Regions from separate parts of the Mus musculus genome. Here regions 2 and 3 are each linked to region 1. Evidence: chromatin loops called from intact Hi-C (ENCODE). Cell type or tissue: left cerebral cortex. All regions are shown on one strand. Links, peaks and the distances in the headings refer to the core of each region. The heading gives the core; the rest is flanking DNA. Region 1 holds the start of Mir7214 (microRNA 7214). Region 2 overlaps 9630028I04Rik (RIKEN cDNA 9630028I04 gene). Region 3 has its middle 10 kb from the start of 9630028I04Rik.

Region 1 (6,804 bases), core at 2,889-5,388:
CTGCTGCTGCTGCTGCTGACTGCACACACCCTTGACTGAGCACTAGATCCATCCACGCAGGTTTCTGACCTCTCTTTGCCTCCTGGAGCCTCCATGCCTCTTCCCAGAGAACCAGCTAAACTCAGTTCTTCACGCTGGCACCCAAGAGGCACATCTACTTGCATACTCCATCTGCACCCTTTCTCCGTGTGAAAGAATCCTCAGGGTAACTGGACAGAGAGACACCCCCCCACACACACACACACCCCTCGGCCTCTTCTCTCAAATGAACACCTGCTGATGGAGAGTGAAAACCCACTGTGCCACAGGTCTGGGCAGCTGGGATGGAAGTCATCAGCCTTCCTCTTTGTCCCAGCACCATGTCTGGAAGCTTCCTTCCCTGTCTGGGTTCTAAGCCCATCCTCCGGTAGTGAGGTCACTCTTAGTTGGATGGTATGCTCTAGAGACTGCAAAAAGGCCAGGAGCTGCAGGAAAGCATTCGTGGGTGCCGATGATAGCTGAGCTCTGAGTAGGTAGTACCAGGGTGGGCGGGTCATGGGCTTTGAGTCCTGGTGCCCAGGGAGGTACCTTGAACTTGAGAGTAACTCGAGGCAGAGAGGCAAAGTGGGGACTTTGCCAGTGACCACTTTGTGATCTCTTGTAGGAGACAGACTATTTGTTGAGGGAGTGGTTGGCTTTGAGAGGGATGCCAAGCAAGTCTTCGCGAGAGGCTTTGGCATAGATGCAGGGGGTCTGCCATGCTGTGGGGGAGGAGCATGGGGCTAGCAAACTTTTAAATGCTGAGGTAGCTGCACTGCTCCCTCAGCTCCTGCTTGCTTCCTGGGATGCCCTGATAACTCCCAAAGCATCAGAATTCTTGCAACTCAGCCAGTAGTGGCTGGGTGGGAGTTGCAGGGAGGTGCTCAGAACTTAAGAGTGAAACACCACTCCAGATGTGGTGGTGACAGCCAGGATGTGGCCCTGTAGGGGATGGAAGGAGCAGATGGCCAGAGAGACTGGAGCCTTGGCTGAGGAGGCAGAAGTGACAGACACCCACAGAAAGCCAGTGGCATGTCTTCCTTCCTCCCTCAGCGCTTGCAGCCCGTCCCCAGTCTGGAAGAAACTGCACTTGGCCTGTATCGCCTATACACAGAAGGCAGTCTTCAGCTTTCTCTAGCAGTCCCAGATTGCCACTAACTGACCCTCTCGCCAACATTTCATAAGGCCTTCCTAGTGATACCAGCGTATATATGAAAATAGTATGTTTGTATGGATCGGGGCGGGGAGGGGGGCGGGGAGTGGGGGACAGGTCGGGGCAGCGGCTATTCCTCTTGAGGAAAAGCCCTGGACTGAAGAAGAAAAGGGAATACTGGCTCTGACCCAAGGTTGCCTAAGCTGTGAATGACTGTGCTGGGGGAGGGGCCGTTCCAGGCCACTGGCGTGCAGAAACTGAAGTTGGCCTTAAGCCCAGCGGGCATGCCTCCTTCAGGTCCATTACCCTCTCTTCCCTGGACAGAAGTAGGATGGGGATAGAGTGTATGATGACGGAGGCTTTATCTGTGGTCGAGAAGGACTTAAGAGAGTCTCACCCTGGCCCTCGGAGGCCCATGGCTTGCTTGGCTCTTTTTCTGTTCTCCTTAGCTTCCCTGGCTGCATGTTTGCTGAGCATTTTCTCTACTGGGTGAAAGTCCAGACGGAGGGAGGGAGACAATCTCGTGCGTGCGCATGCACATGCGTGCCACTACGATTTGGTATCTTAAGAAGTGACGGAGGGCATCTCAGAACTATCTAGCCGCCTTTCCGCCCACAGGAGAACGCATTCTCATTTACCCTCGGGGCTTTGGGGAGGGGGTGTCTCTTCTTCCCGCCTTTTCCAGGTCAACCCCATTCCTTTTGCACTGCACCAGGCCAGAGCCTCTCGTGAAGCCTTGTTTGGCCTCCCCAGCCAGAGCCCCAAGGGAGAAGAGCTCCCTAGACACCCAAGCCTCAGTTCAGATGAGCCACACTCCACTCTTTCCCGTTGAGCTTTTGAAGTTAGCACATTCTGTTTTCTGGGTTGGAATGAGAATGTGTCTCCCCACCCTCAGTCCTGACCCCTTGAGCGCACTAAAATGATTACGAAGGCTTTTCTCTGGAAGAAACTTGAGTCTGGGAGCTCAGAGAAGACCTCTACAGGAAAGCTGGCCTCTGCCTGGGCAACTGGGCAACTGTGCATCTTGTCGCCACAGGCCTGGGTGGACAGCCGGCCCTCTTGTTTCAATCCTCCTTACCTACTTGGCCACTTCAACCCCCACTGTTAGTGGCCTTGTGCCCTAAGTTATTTCCAGATCAGCCTCTGAGGCAGAGACTCTGTCGGCCCATGCTATTTCTTCACCCCAGGCCTCCCTTGGCTGGCTTACTGAAGATATATAAATGTGGCGGCCCTCAGGTCAGCTGGGACCAGAAAAGACAAGAGTATAGCACTCCACTCTCAGCCAGGCTGACTGGTTTTAGAAGAAGTCATCAGAAGCATGGTGAAGTAGTAACTGGTTTGTCTTACTAGACAATCATGAATGGATTTAACAGGCAGGGAGGCACTGTCCTAGCTAGACCCTGGGGACCATATGTCATGAAGATTGGACAGAGCCAAACTGACCCTCTGGCACCTAGTGGACTCTTCTAAGAAACAGAAGTGTGTCTGCAGAACAGAGGAGCCTGAGTGGGGACCAGGCAGAGTCCAGGGACTCAGCAGGGGTCGCAGTCCTAGGAGATGGATCACAGGGAGGAGGCCTGACACGCCTAGCTGCCCCCTCCGAGGAAGGTGAGGCTGCAGGTGCTGGCCCTGGTGTTGCTGGGCATGCCCACAACTCTGTCTGTCTGTGTTTCTGGGATTGGACCTTTAAAGGAAGGGAAGCCGTGATCTGATTCTGCAATTCTTCTGCCCTTGCACCGTCCTTGTCCCTGCCCATGCCCCCATGCCCACGCCTCTCCCCACGCAGGATGCATCCAGCCACAGCTTGTGCTGCTTGCTGGCCCAGGGAGGAGAGGGCACTTGAGCCTCAGGAGCCCCGGGGGACCTTGCCTACCAGCCCGGAAGCCCATAGCCAGCCCATCAGCTCTCTGGGTGGCCGGAAAGGTTGGCTTGACATATAGCCTCAAAAGTAAACTCCTTACGGTCACCATATGCTGCTGACAACTGGATCTTGGACTTCTGAGTGGGGTTTCCTAAAAGAGAATAACATGAACCCCTGAACAGAGGCACTCAAAGACTCTGGGTGGGCGGGTTTCCTCCTCCATGAGGTGGGTGGCTTATGTACAGAAGTGCTTCAGAGTGTGTCCAAACACTTTTTTTTTTTAATTCCCAAGCCCTGGGCTTGGTACCAGCCTTGCTATTTTCTTTTTTCTGTCCTTAAAGTCCAATCCTCTGCACCTTTTTGTTCTCACCCCTCCATCTGGGCCTCTCCCACCCCACACAGGCTGATCCCCTGCACTTGCTGGCCTGGCCCTCAGTGGCCACCTTTGGCAGCCTGCAAGATGGATCTCGGAAAGGGCAGAGAGGAGGAAAGAGGGGCCAGGCCAGGCATGTATAGACCAGGTCTTCCTAAAAGCCTGCCTGGGCCACCCCGTGGGGGTGAACCCAGGGCTACTGTCCCCTGAGTAGATTGTGGGGTTGGGGGAGAGGCCTGCCCCCCCCCCAGCAATCTGCTCGCAGCCACAAAATAGTGAAAACAAGCACAAAAACAGAGGCATAGGGTGGGGGTGGGGTGTCAAATTTGGGGACAGTCTCTGGGAATTGTTACCAAACTTTTGAAACACAAAAACCAAAGGAATAAAAGCAGTTGATAATTAAGTACATAATTGTGCACACCACTTGTTAATTAAGCTTTTTCTCCTAAAACCTGACAGAATCTGCTTACAAGGTGATAGCTGAGGGGAGGTGACATATGGCAGGCCATCTGTGACGTGAAAGCGTTGCAATGAGAGCTTCTGCACCCACGGGGGGGGGGGGTGGCATGTTGTGAGGAGCAGGTGCTGTACAGAGGTTTCTGGAGTGGAGCAATTTGTCTTCATTCTCTGCAGAGTTGGTAGTACCCGGTGAAGACAAAATCATTGGAAAGAAGCGAGTGACTCCCCTCTCCTCCAAACTGTGTGCCTGCCCTGCCGGAGGCAGTGGGGCGTGGCACTCCATGGTCCATGTTCTGTGTGTCTCTGCTTGCTGTGGCACATGTCTCTGGTGCTCAGCTTTGAATTCTGGCAGGAAAAAAAAATAAAGCAGGACAGAAACTGGAGACTGCTCTTCAGAGAAGGAGAGCAAAAGGGAACAAGAGCCTGTCCTCACTCCCAATCAGCCCCGTGCTGACCTTCCCCATTAGCACATGGCTCTCGAGTTCTCTCTCTCTCTCTCTCTCTCTCTCTCTCTCTCTCTCACACACACACACACACAGACCATCTCCCCTTGAGGACCCCTCTTCACTGTAAAATGGAGATATATTACCTACCTTGGCTACAGACTGGGTGAATAGATGATCTGCTAAGATGCCAGAAAACACTTATGGAACAGATAGGAAGCTTTGAAGATATATGGAGTTATTTAGAAGCACTTGGACTCTATATGTGACTTTGAGATTCTATGTTCACTGAGCTCTTGGCCTGTAGCTAGAGCTACACAGCAGGCCAAGCCTAGAGCCATGGGCTCCAGGGGCCCTGGGGAGGATAGGCTGATCACTTCAAAGAGGTATTCCACCTGATAGCTGATACCCACTTTCTCCTCCTGGGAAACAGGAGGGACCATTTTGCTAAACAATATCCACATACAGATACAGAAATGGTCAGCTGCCGCTGCCCATCTAGAGCAGCTTTTGGTCTCTTCTCTGTGGCCTCTTAGTTGAGTCACATAGTACAAAGCATGGTGGTCTGTGCATAGGGAAGCCCTCCCTGCCCCCTTGTGCTGTTCCCACAGGACTCAGCCCAGTCACGGGGTTTGGGGACCTCAGTGAAAAGACCAAACGGCTGTTAACAAATATGGTTTCTCTCTTGCTTTAAGCCCTGTCTTTGAGTCTTAGATGAGTGGAAAGGTGCTGTGTGCATTCTATGACATCTGTCCCAGAGTTGGCTGAGCCACATAAGGGACAAACGGAATATCAGCAGCCATAGCGGTACTCGCGGGGCTAGCCTCACACTGCCCATCTAGTTCCTTCAAAGAGGTATTCCTGCCCCCCCCAGCCTTTTTCTTTCACAGGAGTGTCCCATTTCTATGGGGGCGTTACCCATGGCTTCCCATACATACATCCTCTTCTGCCAGGTCTGTAGCACTCCAGATATTTCCTCATTACACTTTTTTCTTTGCAGGAAGCCCAGGAAGCTCCTGACTCATGAGGAGGGTACAGTGTGACCCTCCCTAGCAAGCAGGGGCCAGTCTCGATAGCCAGTCCTACTGAGTGTACACAGACAGTATCTGAGTATCTTCTAGGGCCTTCTCCACTAAGCATCTGGGATTTCTTACCTAACCTTTAAAGGAAGGAGTAGGTGGTTCTGGAGTCCCAGGTCCCAAGCAGGGATGTGTCACACAGGCATACAGATTGGTGCCACATCCTCAGTCAAGTCACCGCAGGATGGAAAGGGAGTGCTCCTGCCCTGTCACCTCCCACACGAACTGGTTTTCAAAAAGAACTAGGGGGTCTGACATCCCCGACTAACTCCTGCTTTACAGAGAGGGAGAACCAGGCCTCCACGCAGGAGGGATGCACTGGAAGTTAGAACAAGAGGTCTCTGGTCTTGGAGCCACACCCTCCTTTACACACTCAGAATCCTAACTCAGGCTACCTGGTTCTATGAATTCCAATCACATGAACGAGGTGCCTCCAGCAGGGTTGGTTGGTTTTAAGAGATGATTTTGGAAGAGAGAAAAGCCAACGTCTGCTGCTTGGGACAGGCTATTTCCCAGGATGGTGCCGAGGTGTCCCCTGGAGCTCATAAGTGACATGTGTCTAGGACATGTTAAACTGCCAAGACTGACATCTCCTTTTGGACATGCTTTTCTTGGGAGAAAGGGGGTCAGATTAGGACTTAGTTGGGGGTTCGGGGATGGAAAATGGAGGCCAGAGAAGAGTTCAGACCCACCCCAGGTGGGTGCTCATGATGTAACCCCAGAGAGGAACCAAGCAGAGACTCTCCAGGGTGCCTGGTCGCATGGTACTAGGTAGGATTTGCCAGCACAGCTCCGTCTCAGGGCTGCCCCATGGCGGTGCTGAGGTTGAATCAGCACAGATCTTGGGCCAGAGAAGGCAGGATCTGTAAAGCAGACCTCTGATGAGGGGCATGGCCTAGAGTGGGGATGGAGAGAGAGCCCTGTTCAGGCTTTCAAGTGAGGGCAGTGGCTGCAGAGGCAAAGGAGAAAGATGTAGGAGTGAGTGGCCAGCTGGCATTCCTGAGAGGTGTCCTCAGGCAAGGGAGCCTCAGTGGACTGATTCTTCTCTAGTAGCTGGCTGCTAGTCAGCCCTCCTCTGCAGAGGAGGGAATGGCTCAGTGAAGGCCAGAAATGGCAGACAAAGGCACAGGATCTACACCAGCCTACAGAGCGAGCACCTTCCCTCATCTTGAGGGGCCTACAGCCTAACATGGCCAACCTATAGCTGCCTGGCACCAGGCATCTCTGGGAAGCTCCAGGAGCCAGAAGAATCTCACAGAGACAACTGGTGCTCACACCACACCTACCCCCAACAAGTGGGATGGGGGTTCACTTACACATGGCTGTGATCCAGGCACCTCTTCCCATAGACAGTTGATGCTGGCAAGACCAAGACCTAAGGACTACTGTCTCTCTGGAGTATACAGGTCAGGTCCCTA
Region 2 (6,804 bases), core at 2,607-5,106, 83 kb after region 1:
GTATAAATGCATGCTGTACACTGCGGCCCTGTGAGACGCTGTCTCTCAGCACCCTGCTCTATGCCCTACCTGCCTCCTCCTCTAGGAACCCCTACCCCGACCCTGGAGCCACCTGCCCCTGAAGGCCCCTGACCTCTGTCCTCCAAACCCGATGCCAGTTGTTTGTCCTCCTTGCAAGGTAGCAGTAGGTTCAGAGCCATCCTCTTGCTGGGCTGCCCCCAGACTGACTCCCGTCTTCTTGTAGTGGGATTTTTTTTTTGTTACTTTAAAAACCCAAAAAATGTTATGTGAATATGTTTTTGTTTTAATCCCAGGTTTGGGATATGGGACTGCTTCCGTTTGTCTGCAACCGATGACTACGATTGTCTCGTGCTCTAGGAGGGGCGTGAATCTTGCCAGCTGCAGATAGTTTAATTCTGGGGACTCTGGAGAAGGACTAAATGTCAAAGTCTTGAGAGGGGTGGGAGGTGCTCCAAAAGGAGGAGAAGGAGGAGGAAGTGGTGGCGGAGGCTGCTGCTCCCTCATGCTGCTCCTGGTTGCTGTTGTTGCGGTTTGATGGGAAGAAGTTGGAAATAGCCTAAAGATAAAGACTGGACTGGCCCAAAGGAACTCTACACCCCTAACCAGCAGGAAGTGGCCTATAGAAGTCTGTGGCCCCTTTTCCCTCTAGTCTCCTCTCTCTCCTGTCTAGTGTTGGGAGTTTGGAAGGGAGGTACAGATGTAAGAACCGAGAAAAACAGTAAAACAAATATGCCAACATACTCCGACTTGGGTTTTTTTGTTTGTTAGCTTGCTTTGGTTTGATACAGGGTCTTATAATGTTTCTTGGCTAACTTGGAACTATGTAGACAAGTCCTGACTTTGAACTCACAGAGATCCTCCTGCCTCTGAAGGCTCTCTGCCCGGAGTGTGTACCACCACACACAACTTCTAACTTGTTTTTCTAAAACCACGAGCCACTCATCTCACAAGCTCTTGTAAAGCACCACCGTATGCAGGACACAGAGCTAAGCCTGGGAGACACAGCGAGGCTGATCCAGCAGGCACGGTGACAGAGCAAGGACACAGTCCCAGGCATGCACACGTGTCCCCGTGACTCCCCAGCGCCCACGAGCTCACCAGGCCCTGCTGCTCTGTGTTCCTTCCAACTGTTGGTAGCTCCATCCTGGGGAAAGATGATTCCCATTTGGAGAAAGTGTCACAGTCATTGCATCAGGTGTGGCCGACCAGGGGAGGCAGCAGTCTGGGCACATCTCTCATCTGCCCTCCGCAGTGAGGGAAACAAAGAGGTTGTGCCTTGGTGAAGGAACACACAGGACAGCCAGCAATATAGAGAGCTTGGACCTAAGCCCATCTTTCCTGGGTCTGAGAAGCTGACAGCCAAGGGCCTCCATCCTCCTTACACATTGCACTGTGCTGGGATTGGTCCCTCCTAAGCTCCTGATGTCACCAGGAGAAGAGTGGGGAGGGACCTCCAAAGCCCCCAGGATGATGAGGTCCCCAAACTTCTTATATAACAACTGAGCTACTGAGTCAGGGTAGGCCCACCATATATGGAGCACCTCAGTATATATACTACAGCATACATACCATATACACTATATGATACACTCAGTATACATACTATATTATACACATCATATACACTATAGAGTACAGACTGGGCAGGCTGCCTCTATCCTATTCATCATCTATTCAGTGTTCAAAGTGCCCTGGCTAGGCAGCCGGTCACCCCTAGTGTGGTGGTTGGAATGAGAAAGGCCTGCGCAGGCTCAGAGACTTGAACACTCGATCTCATTAGTTGGAACTGTTTGGGAAGGATTAGGAGGTGTGGCCTTGCTGGAATGGGTGTATCACTGCAGTGGGGGAAGGGCTTTGGGGTTTCAAAAGACTCTGCCATTTCCAGTCAGCTTCCTTTCTCTTTTGCTCCTGGTTATAGATCAAGATGTGAGTTCTCAGCTGCTCCTGCCACACCTTTGTTCAGCCACCATGGCCTGTATCTTTCTGGAACCAAAACTCTGATTAAACGCTTTCTTTTATAAGTTGCTTGGTCACTGTTTTATCTCAGCAAGTACCTAAGACGCCCCATATTCATGAGAAGGGGCTACAGTCAAGCTGAACCCCAATAATTTTCAACGGTAACAACCAGAAATGGTAAAGTGCTTTTTGAGTCATGTTTGTTTGGTTTTGTGGGATGGGGTATGGGAGGGAGTAGCTCTTTGCCCTGAGGACGGGAGAACAACTTGGCAGACTTTTGTGTGCCGGCTGAACCCTGTCTGGGCTGGCACGGGCAGCTTTGGTTGGGGCACATGGTTTTTGGAGGTGCCATGGCTTCGCTGGTATGTCCCCTTTCATTCAGCAGAAGGAAGGGTGGGGAAGGAGGGCACTGTACCCTGGCCAAAGTCACTCTCAGGGAAGTCAGCGGCCTGAGCATGAGCATCTAAGTGAGGGGACCCCAGCTGAGGCTGGAGCCACGTGGCAGGGGGCTAGGGAGTAACAGAGACCCAGGACACAGAGACTCCAGCACCTCAGCCATGTTTCTTTACGTTCTACTTAGTTTTGTTTTTTACATAGAACAAATCCTAAGGAAAGCTGGCTTAACCTCCCGGAAACTGGGAATAAAGCTTAGAGGGAGGGGATTGGGGGAGAAAGCCGTTGGCCTGAAAATGCCTCCCTTGAGAGTAGGAGGGGATGGCTGGGTGGATAAGGCACCTGCAGGCAGAGCCGGGATGGTTGTCACACTGGGTACCACACAGGCAGAGCCACTGCTGTGGCTGTGGAGAACGTGTGAGAATTCCTCAGGGATCCCCTGAACCATTTTGGCAGGGAACCCAGAAAAAACAAATGGTGGGTGAGGAAGGAAGCTGGGGACACTGGTGGCACCTGGGCTACCACGGAGGAGGAAATGGATGGGACAGAGTCCAAAGCCCCTGTCAACACCTTGCTCTGTGGGTGCAGCTCAGCACTGGAACCAGGGTCTCCTGGTTGGTTGAGTGACCAGTGAGCCTGTGCTCTTGCTGGCTGCCTTCCTGTGAGTGTGAGCATGCGTGAGCACGTGCACACACACACACACACACACACACACACTGTCTTCCTTCCAGTAGGCTCAGATTGACTGTTTACTTCCCTGCCTGTCCAAGCAGTCATTGGATCCCTTTTTCCATATTAAGCAGTTGCTGTCATAGCCACTTCACACCTGCTCACATCTTTCCTCTCTGTGTCCTACAAGCAGGTTTCTGACAAGTCCATTTCCCTACAAAGAGGAGAGGAGGGGTTTGGAGGTGAGGTGATGGGAGGGTCTGTCTAAAAACAGGAGTCCAGCAATTCTGAGCTCCAAGCCCCACCTAGCCAGGGCTCAACAGAGGCCACAGCCCATGGGGGAGCTGGAGAGACCTCCTTGGGGCTCCTCAGCACCAGATGTGCCTATACATCAAACATGTAGACCCATGTGTGATGGAGCTTTTAAGACCCAGGCATTCACGAAGAGAGGCTACTCAAGAGTTCTGGGGGCCAGGAATGTAGCCAAGTTGGTAGCACGCTTACCCAGCTGGGACTTGAACCCCCAGCACCAGGTAAACTGGAGATGGTGGTACCCGTCTAGTACTTAGAAGGTGGAGGCAGGGGGATTTGAAGCCTAAAGTCAAAAATCATTCTTAGGGGCTGGAGAGATGGCTCAGTAGTTAAGAGCACTGACTGCTCTTCCAGAGGTCCTGAGTTCAATGCAACCACATGGTGGCTCACAACCATCTGTAATGAGATCTTTTCTTTCTTTCTTTCTTTTTTTCTTTCTTTCTTTCTTTCTTTCTTTCTTTCTTTCTTTCTTTTTTTTTATAAAAACTGAAGGAACAGTTCCTAATTCTTTTTTTTTTTAAGATTTATTTATTTATTATACGTAAGTACACTGTAGCTGTCTTCAGACACACCAGAAGAGGGCATCAGATCAACCATTACAGATGGTTGTGAGCCACCATGTGGTTGCTGGGATTTGAACTCAGGACCTCTGGAAGAGCAGTCAGTGCTCTTAACCACTGAGGCATCTCGCCAGCCCCCCGTAATGAGATGCAATGCCCTCTTCTGGTGTGAAGACAGCTACAGTGTACTCGCATACATAAAATTAATCTTTAAAAAAGTCATTCTTAGCATGGAGTGTGTTTGAGGATAGTTACTTTTCACTTTGCTTTGCTTCTCCTCCTCCTCCTCCTCCTCCTCCTCCTCCTCCTCCTCCTCCTCCTCCTCCTCCTCCTCTTTCCCATTTCTGGGGACGTCTGCACTGACCCCAGTCCCACATTTGGGCTGACTGTCATTGGCTATCCCAGTAGTTTTAGGCTGTTTGTTATTTTCTATCCCACCGTTTAGCTTCCCAGGCACATTGCCTGCTGGCTTCCTGTCAGTCTCGCCCATAGAGGCTGCTGACTGGAGACTGGTGGGAGGGAGAAGAAACGCCACTGTGTTCTCCTCGATGGTTTGGGGTGTCTGCAAGCAGCTGCTTATCCTAGCATTGGTTGGCTTCCATGGCTTACACACACACACACACACACACACACACACACACACACACACACACACGCATACACACGCACTTGTAGCTCCAGCCTGGAAGGCTCCTGGCATAGCCCTTGTCTTGCAGCCCAGTGTCTCAGCATTTCTGAGTCACCATCCAAGGCAAACCAGGTCCCACACCCAGTCATCTGCTCATCTCCTGTCTCTTTTCAGCAGTTCCGGGGCCTCCTAATTCCTTCAGGGAGCCACCTGGAAGAGCTCGGCTCCAGCTGAGGGAGATGGTGAGATAGCTCATCCTGTAACCTCAGGATTTGGGAGGTAGAAGCAGGAGACTCAGCACAGAGCCATCCTTGCCTACATAGCAGGTTCAAGGCCAGCCTGGACTACCTGTCTCAAAACCGAACAATAGGCTGAGTGTGGTGCCACACACCTGTAGCCCCAGCACTTGGAAGCAGAGATAGATGGGTCTCTGTGAGTTCAAAGCCAGCCTGGTCTACATTGTAATTCCAGGCCAGCCAAAGAAACTCAGTGAGACCCAGACTCAGAATTAAAACAAAACAAAAACACCCACCCTTAAGCAAACAAACCCACCCTCGGGTCCCCTCTGGCCCTGTCTGACCTTCAACATCTTGGAGGTGGTCTGCTGCTTCCTTGCACCTGGCCCCAGGCGCCTCCTGGCACCTGAATCCTTGGTCCCCACCCATCCTCATCTCCCAGCCTGCTTCTGGCCTCCCGACTGATGTCTTTACCTCCCACAATCCACTTTACAGCACCCAGAATGACCCAGTCCTGCCCCCTTCCTGGCACCCACACTCAGCTTCTCCCTGCCTAGAAGGATGCTCTCGTGTTTGAAAGGTCTGTACGTGTTCTGCTGAAGGGCCTGGGTCCTCGGGTCTGATGGTAGGAGGCTTTAGGTTTGAACAATGGACGAGCAGCTGCTTTGGATAGAAACAGCCTGGACCGAACACACCAGGGAGCCCCAGCCCTGCCCAGAGGAAGCCAAGTCTCTCTGTCTTTAGCAACTGACACTCAAACTTCAGGGAGCCGAATCACATTGTCAGGTGGGGGTGAGGGCACAGTCCCTCAAGTCTCCTGATAGGAATGGGCCCGGTGGCCGAGGCTGGCAGAGCCCTCGGGCTCATGCTGACTGCTTTGCTGCAGGGAACTCCGTACCTCCTGGGGTCTGAGCCGTGACCCACGAACTGCAGGGGGGGGGGTGAGCATGGAGGTGACCTTGTGCTAACTTGCCCTCTGGGAGCAGAAATCCTGTCCCTCCCACCCTGTCCCCTCCCCACTCCCACACCTCTCTCCACCCACAGCAGCAAAGACTCTGCGTGAGCCTGAGAGACAGGTGCTGGTGTTGGCTCTTTTCTTTTAAGAAGAAAAACAATGAAGAAGCAAAACCCAGGAAATGGAGGAGGGAGGGGGAAGAGAAACCCACGTTCTGAAAGAAGGTTACCTCAGCCAATTGCACACACACCCCACACCCAGACTTGGCCAGAAGGGCACAGAACTGAGAGACACCCTGGCCTTCTGACCCCCTCCCTTCCTGGAGTTCCCCCTCGTACTCCTAGCTTCTGGACTCCAGATCACTCGCCTCCACCCACCATTCTGTAGGAGGAGATTCCCTGGTGGCAGCCTCAGGTAGCCTCTGCAAAGCTCCAGTGTTCTCCTCAGATCTCAAGGATCGGCTTTCAGTGGCTGCCTCTCTTATCCCCCTCCCTCAGAGAGAGTTTAGCTTTCGTGGAGTCTGGACGGTCTTCCTGCCATCCTCACTGACCGTGGACCAGCTGGACGGACTCTCTCTCTCTCTCTCTCTCTCTCTCTCTCTCTCTCTCTCTCTCTCGTGTGTGTGTGTGTGTGTGTGTGTGTGTTTATGTCTGTCCTCATCTAAGGAGGCCAGAGATATTGCACCCCCTGGGACTGGAGTTACAAACATTTGTGAGCCTTCATGAGGATGGTGGAAATCAAACCCAGATCCTCTAGAAGAGCAGCCAGTGCTCAACTGCCAAGCTATCTCTTTAGCCCTTACTCTACCAGGCTAACCCTGTCCAGCCCTGCCCACCCCAGCCTATCTAACCCCATAAGGAGCTATCTTCTCACTGTGCACAGCATCTATCAGTGAGGTCCCAAGCCAGTTCCATGCAGATCTGGACCCCCTCTGCAGATGGAGACTCTCAGAGGAAGAGCCTCTTCCTTGGTCTGGCAGAGAGGGCCAGGCTGCCACCACGGGCTTTGACAAATTGGCCCAGTGTGGATCTGACATGCTCGTGGCTGAGGGAAGGAGGGCTAGGATCATCTTCT
Region 3 (6,804 bases), core at 2,890-5,389, 58 kb after region 1:
CTGGGGTTATAGATAGGTTTGAGTTATGCATCATCATGCCTGGTCCTAAACTGAAAAGGCCTTCACAAGCTGTCCTGGCCCCACCCATCCTCAGCCCCACCCATCAGGCCACCATCCTGGTAGCCACCATGGTGCTTGCTCAGCCCTGTCCGTTTGGGAAGGCATGTGGGTAAAATTATAGACTTCTGGCACTCACCTGTACAGGTTCATTAATGGGCACGTGGGGGGGGGGGGGCTAGAATCATCCTGGAATTCTCATGTGTTGTTTTGTTGATAGGCAAGGGGTTGACTGCCTGGAGAGAAAAGGGGGGCTGCCAGGGGGATCCCAGTGTCTCTGTGGACATTTCTGTAGTGTGTGTGTGTGTGTGTGTGTGTGTGTGTGTGTGTGTGTGTGTTGTATGGTTGTGCACTGCATACCTGCAATGCTTGTGAAGGCCAGAAGAGGGCATTGGATCCCCTGGAACTGGAGTTTCAGGTGGTTGTGAGCTGCCCTGTGTATGGTGATTCACATCTGTGCTACTTGGAAAGTGGAGGCAGGAGGATCAGGAGTTCAGAGTCTGCTTTGGCTATATAGCAAGTTCAAGGCCATCCAGAGCTACAAGTGACCCTGACCAAAACAAAAACAAAAAAACAAAGATATTTGATTCCTGCCCTAGTGTGGGGTTCACTGCTCCAAACACATACAAATAGGACTAAAGTGGAAACGTAAGGGTTCTTTGGAAAGTCAGTTGTATTGGACGGAATTTTGCTGGGGCAAGCACATGAAGGACTGTTTTCCTGAAGTGAACACAGGTGAAAGACCAAAGCATAATCGTGAAGAGTCACTTTTTGATGGAGCAGACACAGGAGAGAGGATGTTCTGCTAAAGCAAGCATGTGAATGGACATGTGATGAAGGATTCTTTGCTAACAACACATGTGTATTGGTTCACCTTACATTGTGTAGTTGAGCTGTGTTTGTTGGGACTCCTTAGAATCATACAAAACTTCTGGTGGTGTGCTGCAGTTTGTTGTTGCTTCTGTGGACTCAGGCTGATTGGCAGAGTGATGTCAACTGAGACAGACACACGTACTGAGACAGACTCGTGTATAAAAGGAATATAAAACAAGACTCAACAGACAGACAGTGATGGGCTGAGCTTGGCTTGATCGCAGAAATGCTTCTTGGTCTCCTCTGATCGTCACTTCACTGAGCGAGGCACAGCCAAGGACTTCTGACATTTTTCCAGGTCCCTCCTGCTGTCTCTGCTAGGTACTGCCACCGCTGCTGATTCAAGCTATCCAGACTACCGAACTGGACTGCTGGTGAATCCATGAAGTGTTTGCGAATGGATAGAGATGCTGCTGCCTGCTAACCTGGGAAATGAACTGCCGATTTCCAGACAACAGAGATGAGATTTGCTCCAAAGAACAATTTCTAAACAGGTCCACCACCCTTTCCTGTATCCTTTCTCTCTCTCTCTTTCTCTTTCTTTCTTTTTTTTGGGGGGGGGGTGGGTTTCAAGACAGGGTTTCTCTGTGCAGTCCTGGCTGTCCTGAAACTCACTCTGTAGACCAGGCTGGCCTCGAACTCAGAAACCCGCCTGCCTCTGCCTCCCAAGTATTGGGAGTAAAGGCGTGTACCACCACTGCCCGGCTTCCTGTATCCTTTCTTTTCCACTAGGTCTGGTGGATGGTGGGCTAAAAGGGAGGTTAAAGCATTTAAGAACCACCTGTGCTACACAGAGAAACCTTGTGTGTGTGTGTTTGGGGGAGGGAGGGAGTAAGCATTGACAAAAATTAAGAGTTACATGCCGGGCATAGTGTCACATGCCTTTAATCCCAGAACTTAGGAGGAAAAGGCAGGTGGATTTCTGAGTTCGAGGCCAGCCTGGTCTACAAAGTGAGTTCCAGGACAGCCAGGGCTATACAGAGAAACCCTGTCTCAGAAAAAAAAAAAAGTTAAAAGTTACACAGGACACTCCTTAGTAAAAGGATTTCCAGAGGCTTTGACAGAACAGACCCTGGTGTGAACCTGAGCACACAGCTGCTTGTGGACACGCTGTGGGGCTCACACTTTCCCTCCCATCCCCAGGGTCTTCACAGAAGACTGTGCACCCAGAGCAGATTACTCAGAATGCCCAAGCCTCGGGCAAGGGCCGACTTGTCAGGCAAGGTACACAAATCTTTTTCCTGAGGGTTGGGCTAGCCTGAGGCAGCTCCCCTGGGCTGGTATGCCTGTGGTTGATTCTACAGTTTCTGAGAAAAACTCAGTTCCTGGGGTTCCAGCCCCCAGGGAGGCCATCACAACAGGAAGCCTCATGGTCCCTGATGAGCAGGCTCCCACTCAGGGAGATGAGGGCCCAGAAGAGACAAAGACAAAGGAACCTGGGCAGGAAAGGGGAGGGGAAAGGAAGCCTTGTAAGAAAGCAGAGGGTGGGTAGGGAGAGGGGACAGACAGCCCTGGTATGAAGGATATCTAGTGAAGGAACTCTGCCAAACATGTACACCGGACTCTGAAATGCCAGGAAGAGCCGTGGTGACCCAGAGCCAAGTGGGCACAGTGGGGACGAATGTGGCTAGGTTTTGATGGGAGGTCTGAACCAAGGGCACCCCACCCCACCATGGGTCTCCATAGGTCAGCCCCGTTTAGAGCAGTGTGGGGGTGCACAAGCACACGTTCAGCTGGGGGGGGGGGGGGGGCAAGGGACACAGTTCAGAGCTAGGAGGTTTCAGTCTGATCAAAAGGTGGCAGGAAGGGACCTTGAAATGTGAAGAGAGAGAAGGAAACCCATGGGGGTTCCACAGCTCCAACCAGAGGGACTCTGTCTAAAACTGGCCAGCCCTGGAGACAGCCCTGTGACGGCTGGGTAGGCAGTTCCCCAACCCCCCTTTGCCGGTGCCAGTCAGATGTTACCAGCTAAGCAGCCTTCCGATACACACAGCTTACACAAGCTTACACAAGCCCTTACACAAGCTGTGGACCCTGGTGGGGGTGAGGGTAGGGGTGGGGATCAATGCAGGCAGAGGAGCCTTTCTTGTGATTCACAGGAGACTGGGAGACCCTGCCAAGGGTCTTGGAGTTGACACCTCTCACAGACAGCACCCATCTGTCTAAAGGTAACATAGAGGTCTGGAGTGGGTGGGCCCTTAACCCTGGGCAGTAGAGCACACAGTCTACAGGAGTTCAAGGCCAGCCTCAGCTACACTCTGAGTGTTTAGCTAAGCTATATTAAAAAAACTAGGAGAGGAGGAGGCAGGAGAAATGATCAGGATGGCCTTAATCTAACCCAGGATTTCAAACCTTCCAGCGGGGCAGACTGGGGAGGTCCTGCCCAACCTGGGGAGACGGAGGGGTGGGGTGGGGTGTGTGTGTGTGTGTGTGTGTGTGATGGTATCTCTGCCTCCCAGGCCTGAAACTTAAGGATTCTTTGGAAAGTCAGTTGTGTTGGATGGTATTCTGCTAAGACAAACACATGAAGGGATGTTTCCCTGAAGAGACACAGGAGAAAGGATGTTCTGCTAAAGCAAGCACGTGAAAGGACTCGTGATGTAAGATTTCTCCGATAATGACACACAGGTATTGGTCCATCTTACACTGCGTAGTTGAGCTGCATCTCTTGGGACTCCATAGAGAGAAATACACCAAAAAATCTTTTAGTGGTGTGCTGCAGTTTCTTGTCGATTTCTCAAACTCGGGCCTGATTGGCAGAGTGATGTCAGCTGAGACAGACCCGTGGAGGACGTATCAAAAGGACTGGATGGACAGTGATGGTGGCTGAGCTAAGCTTGCTTACAGAGCGAGCTGTGCAAGGCTTGTTGACCTCAAGTCTGCTGGTCTTCACTTTGTTGAGAGAGGCACACAACAGTCAAGAACTTCTCCTGGTGTTCCTGGCGATCCAAATCCCTCCTGCTGACTCGTGCCAATTCAGCTGAGGCCTGGCTGTTGCTGCTGGGTTGAGCCACGCTGCTGCTATCCTGACAGTGCTGGTGGATCCATGAATTGCTTGAGAGTGGATCGAGCTGCTGCCGCCTGCTGACCTGTGAACTGAACTGCCTGTTTCCAGACAGCGCAGATGAGAGTTGCTCCAAAGAATCTTTCTACACAGGTCCACTTTCCCACACACACTCCACCCCCGTAGGTGGTAGGCTAGAAGGGAGGTTAGAACATTTAAGAAACCATCATTAGGCTTTGAAAAGTAGGCTTTGAAAAGAATTAAAGTTACACGGTCCAGAGAAAACTGCCAGAACTCCCCTTCCCCCTCTGCCGCCCTGGGAGGAGGGAAGTTGGGTGCCTTGGCCCATTCTGCACAGAGGTAAACTGAGGGTACTGGAGACTAGCCCCTCAGCAGAATGCAGGCCTAATGGGCACAGATCCCTAGTCTGACCTATGTATGAGTTAAATGCAAAATGACCGCACCAGCCAGCTGTCACCCCCGCCCTCCGCCCTCTGCTCTAGCTCTTCAGCTTTGCCCAACCCCAACCACTTTTCAAGGCCTTCCTTGACTGGGACCAAGAGAGAGAACACATCCTGGGGCACTGCTCCGAGGGACTGCAGCTTCTTCCAACCAGCTCAACCCAGTAGCATGGTTGCCAGGCAGGGAGAGTGACGCCTGCCCGCGGCCCGGTCATTCTTCACGGGCTGTGGCAGCTTGTGTAGATCTGTACTGCTCCCTCCTCCGTCACGATTAGCAGACAGTGGGCGACAAGGGTCGGTCACAGGAGCAGCTGTGGCGGCTGGGGAAGTGCTCATACCCCTAGACAAAAGTAAGGTGCCTGCTTGAGGTGAGTTGGGGAGGGGGAGGGAGGATGGGGGATGTATCACATCATGACACTGTGACCTCTGAACCCACGTGTGGGTGAGCAGGGAAAGGGACCCATGCTCCAGCCCTGGGCAGGGAAGGCTCCCAGAAAGGAAAAACACCTACCATTGGCACCCAGCCTTGCGCCAGGGACCCGACACCATGTGTCCACAGATGGGCTTTTATGAGAGGTGAGCCCTCACAGAGCTGTGAAGGACAGAAAAGAGGCTATCTCTGCCGCAGACCTCCTCTGCTCCTCCAGCTATCGTCCCTCTGGGTAGCTGTTCCTTGTGTGTCCTGTGACTCGTGTGTGCAGTGGTTTGATGCGCTATTGTTCCGAGTGTGGGGTGGTCAGCCCCAGGACATGGCAGGAAGTATGGACAAGCCTAAGGCTTTAGAAGTGCTGGTCAAAGGACCCCCTACTGGCTTCCGAGGAATGGAGGGTTCTAGGAGGGGGCAAGCCTGCCTGGGTAGAGTGTCATCTAGATCCTGGGCTGGCTAGGGCTAGCAGGAGGCAGGCCTGATAGGAGGGAGCACCTAGAAAGGAGTCCCTGTACCCTGCCTCTCCAGCCCCACAGGCCTGCTCCCCAGCCCAGGTCCTCCCCAGCCCAGGGCCCTTTTCTTCTGGGGTTTCTCTATTCCCTAAGCCTGGTTGTCCACAGTGATTTGTGGCCCTGACAAGGTGAATTGTGGGTAAAGCGGCTGTCCAAATGGGGAACAAATTGGAACAGCAGCTCTAGCTGCTGCCATCCATCACAGGGAGAACGGCGGGCCGTGTCGGCAGTGCCACCAGCCTTTGCTCGCCTGCCCCAGAGGCAAAGGAAACAGCCCTCTTCCCTCCTACAATGGGGTAGCCTTGGGGTGGCTGGGGGTTGGGGAGGCACAGGAGAGGCTGAGCTTCCTCAGTCTCAGCATTTCTTGGTCTGTCTGCCCTACTGACCTCACCGCACATTCAGGCATCTCCTGAGATGTTTGTGGCATCAGCAGAAATCAGACATAAACCTAGAATGTGTTATAATTATTATTACCATCGTCTGACTTGGTATCTCAGGCTGGCCTCAAACTCTGGATCCTCCTGCCTCAGCCCCCTGAGTACTTATATTTATATATTATTATATATAATTATATATGTGATATTATATATAATTATATATGTGAGCCGTCATGCCAGATGTCTTCATTTTCTCATTCTTATGAAATACTTAGAATGAAGTTTGTCTAAGCTCATCAGCAACAGCTACTCATCTGGACTTTGTGCCCACCTCTATAACCCCAACTCCGAGGAGACAGAGACAGGAGAATTGCTCAAAGTTCAAGGGCAGCCTGGGCTAAAAAAGACAGCTCTTGTCTCAATAAAAATAAACGAATCAATAGGCTGGAGAAAAGACCCACTGGGTAGAGTGTACAAGCTGTATGAGAATTAGAACCTGAGGTGAGATCCCCAACACACACACATAAAAGAGGTCGGGTGCAACCCCAGTGCTGAGGGGAAGACAGGCTGGGCAGTGGTTGCACACACTTGTATTCACAGCACTTAGGGGGCAGAGGCAGGCGGATCTCTGAGTTTGAGGCCGGCCTGGTCTACAGAGCAAGTTTCAGGACAGCCAGGGCTACACAGAGAAACCCCTGAAACAAAGCAAAAGGATCCCTGGGTTTACTGGCCAGCGAGTCTAGCCATCGGCACTCAAAGGTCCACATACCTGTACGCACACACAATAGAGTTCAATGTTACAAATCTACAACAGCAAATGCTGGACAGCAGACAGCTAGGAACATAGAAGATTCCATTGCCAAATCAATATTGCATGTGGCTCAAACCCCAGCTCCTGAGAGTGGTTCCTCAGAGGCCACCAGCAAGCACAGTGGTAGCCCTGGTCATTCTGTCACTTGTCCTTTGTCTAAGACTGAAGCCCTGGAACTGCAGACAGAGCACTGAGTCTGGGCGTGGGGGTGGGGCGCAGCGCAGCACGTGAGTTCTGCTACCCAGTAAGCCCCAGATGTGAAGCATCAGAGAGGAAGGCAGG

The links. Peaks named below come from ENCODE experiments on the same cell type or tissue, not always from the same donor. Only the 100,000 strongest peaks of a DNase experiment are listed, where the experiment ranks them.
Region 2: a loop joins it to region 1, with 2.0 times the contacts of the local background. A loop is called at or near these places in 6 of 42 quality-filtered maps.
Region 3: a loop joins it to region 1, with 1.9 times the contacts of the local background. A loop is called at or near these places in 5 of 42 quality-filtered maps.

What each region holds. Positions count from the first base shown.
Region 1 is chr17:27,312,316-27,319,119 of GRCm38, reverse strand. Mir7214 (microRNA 7214) reads left to right here and starts at 2,025; the gene lies at 2,025-2,085. In left cerebral cortex, for the core only: no CTCF peak of the experiment used is centred there; a DNase peak (open chromatin) is centred at 3,999.
Region 2 is chr17:27,229,026-27,235,829 of GRCm38, reverse strand. It overlaps 9630028I04Rik (RIKEN cDNA 9630028I04 gene), which reads left to right. Exons shown (of 3, transcript NR_131118.1): 3 at 1-755. Among named protein-coding and RNA genes, the nearest start is that of 9630028I04Rik, 16 kb to the left of the region's middle. In left cerebral cortex, for the core only: a CTCF peak has its summit at 3,964 (motif pointing right); DNase peaks (open chromatin) are centred at 3,165, 4,053, 4,486, 4,598 and 1 more place.
Region 3 is chr17:27,254,732-27,261,535 of GRCm38, reverse strand. No RefSeq gene overlaps it. Among named protein-coding and RNA genes, the nearest start is that of 9630028I04Rik, 10 kb to the right of the region's middle. In left cerebral cortex, for the core only: a CTCF peak has its summit at 4,006 (motif pointing left); a DNase peak (open chromatin) is centred at 3,983.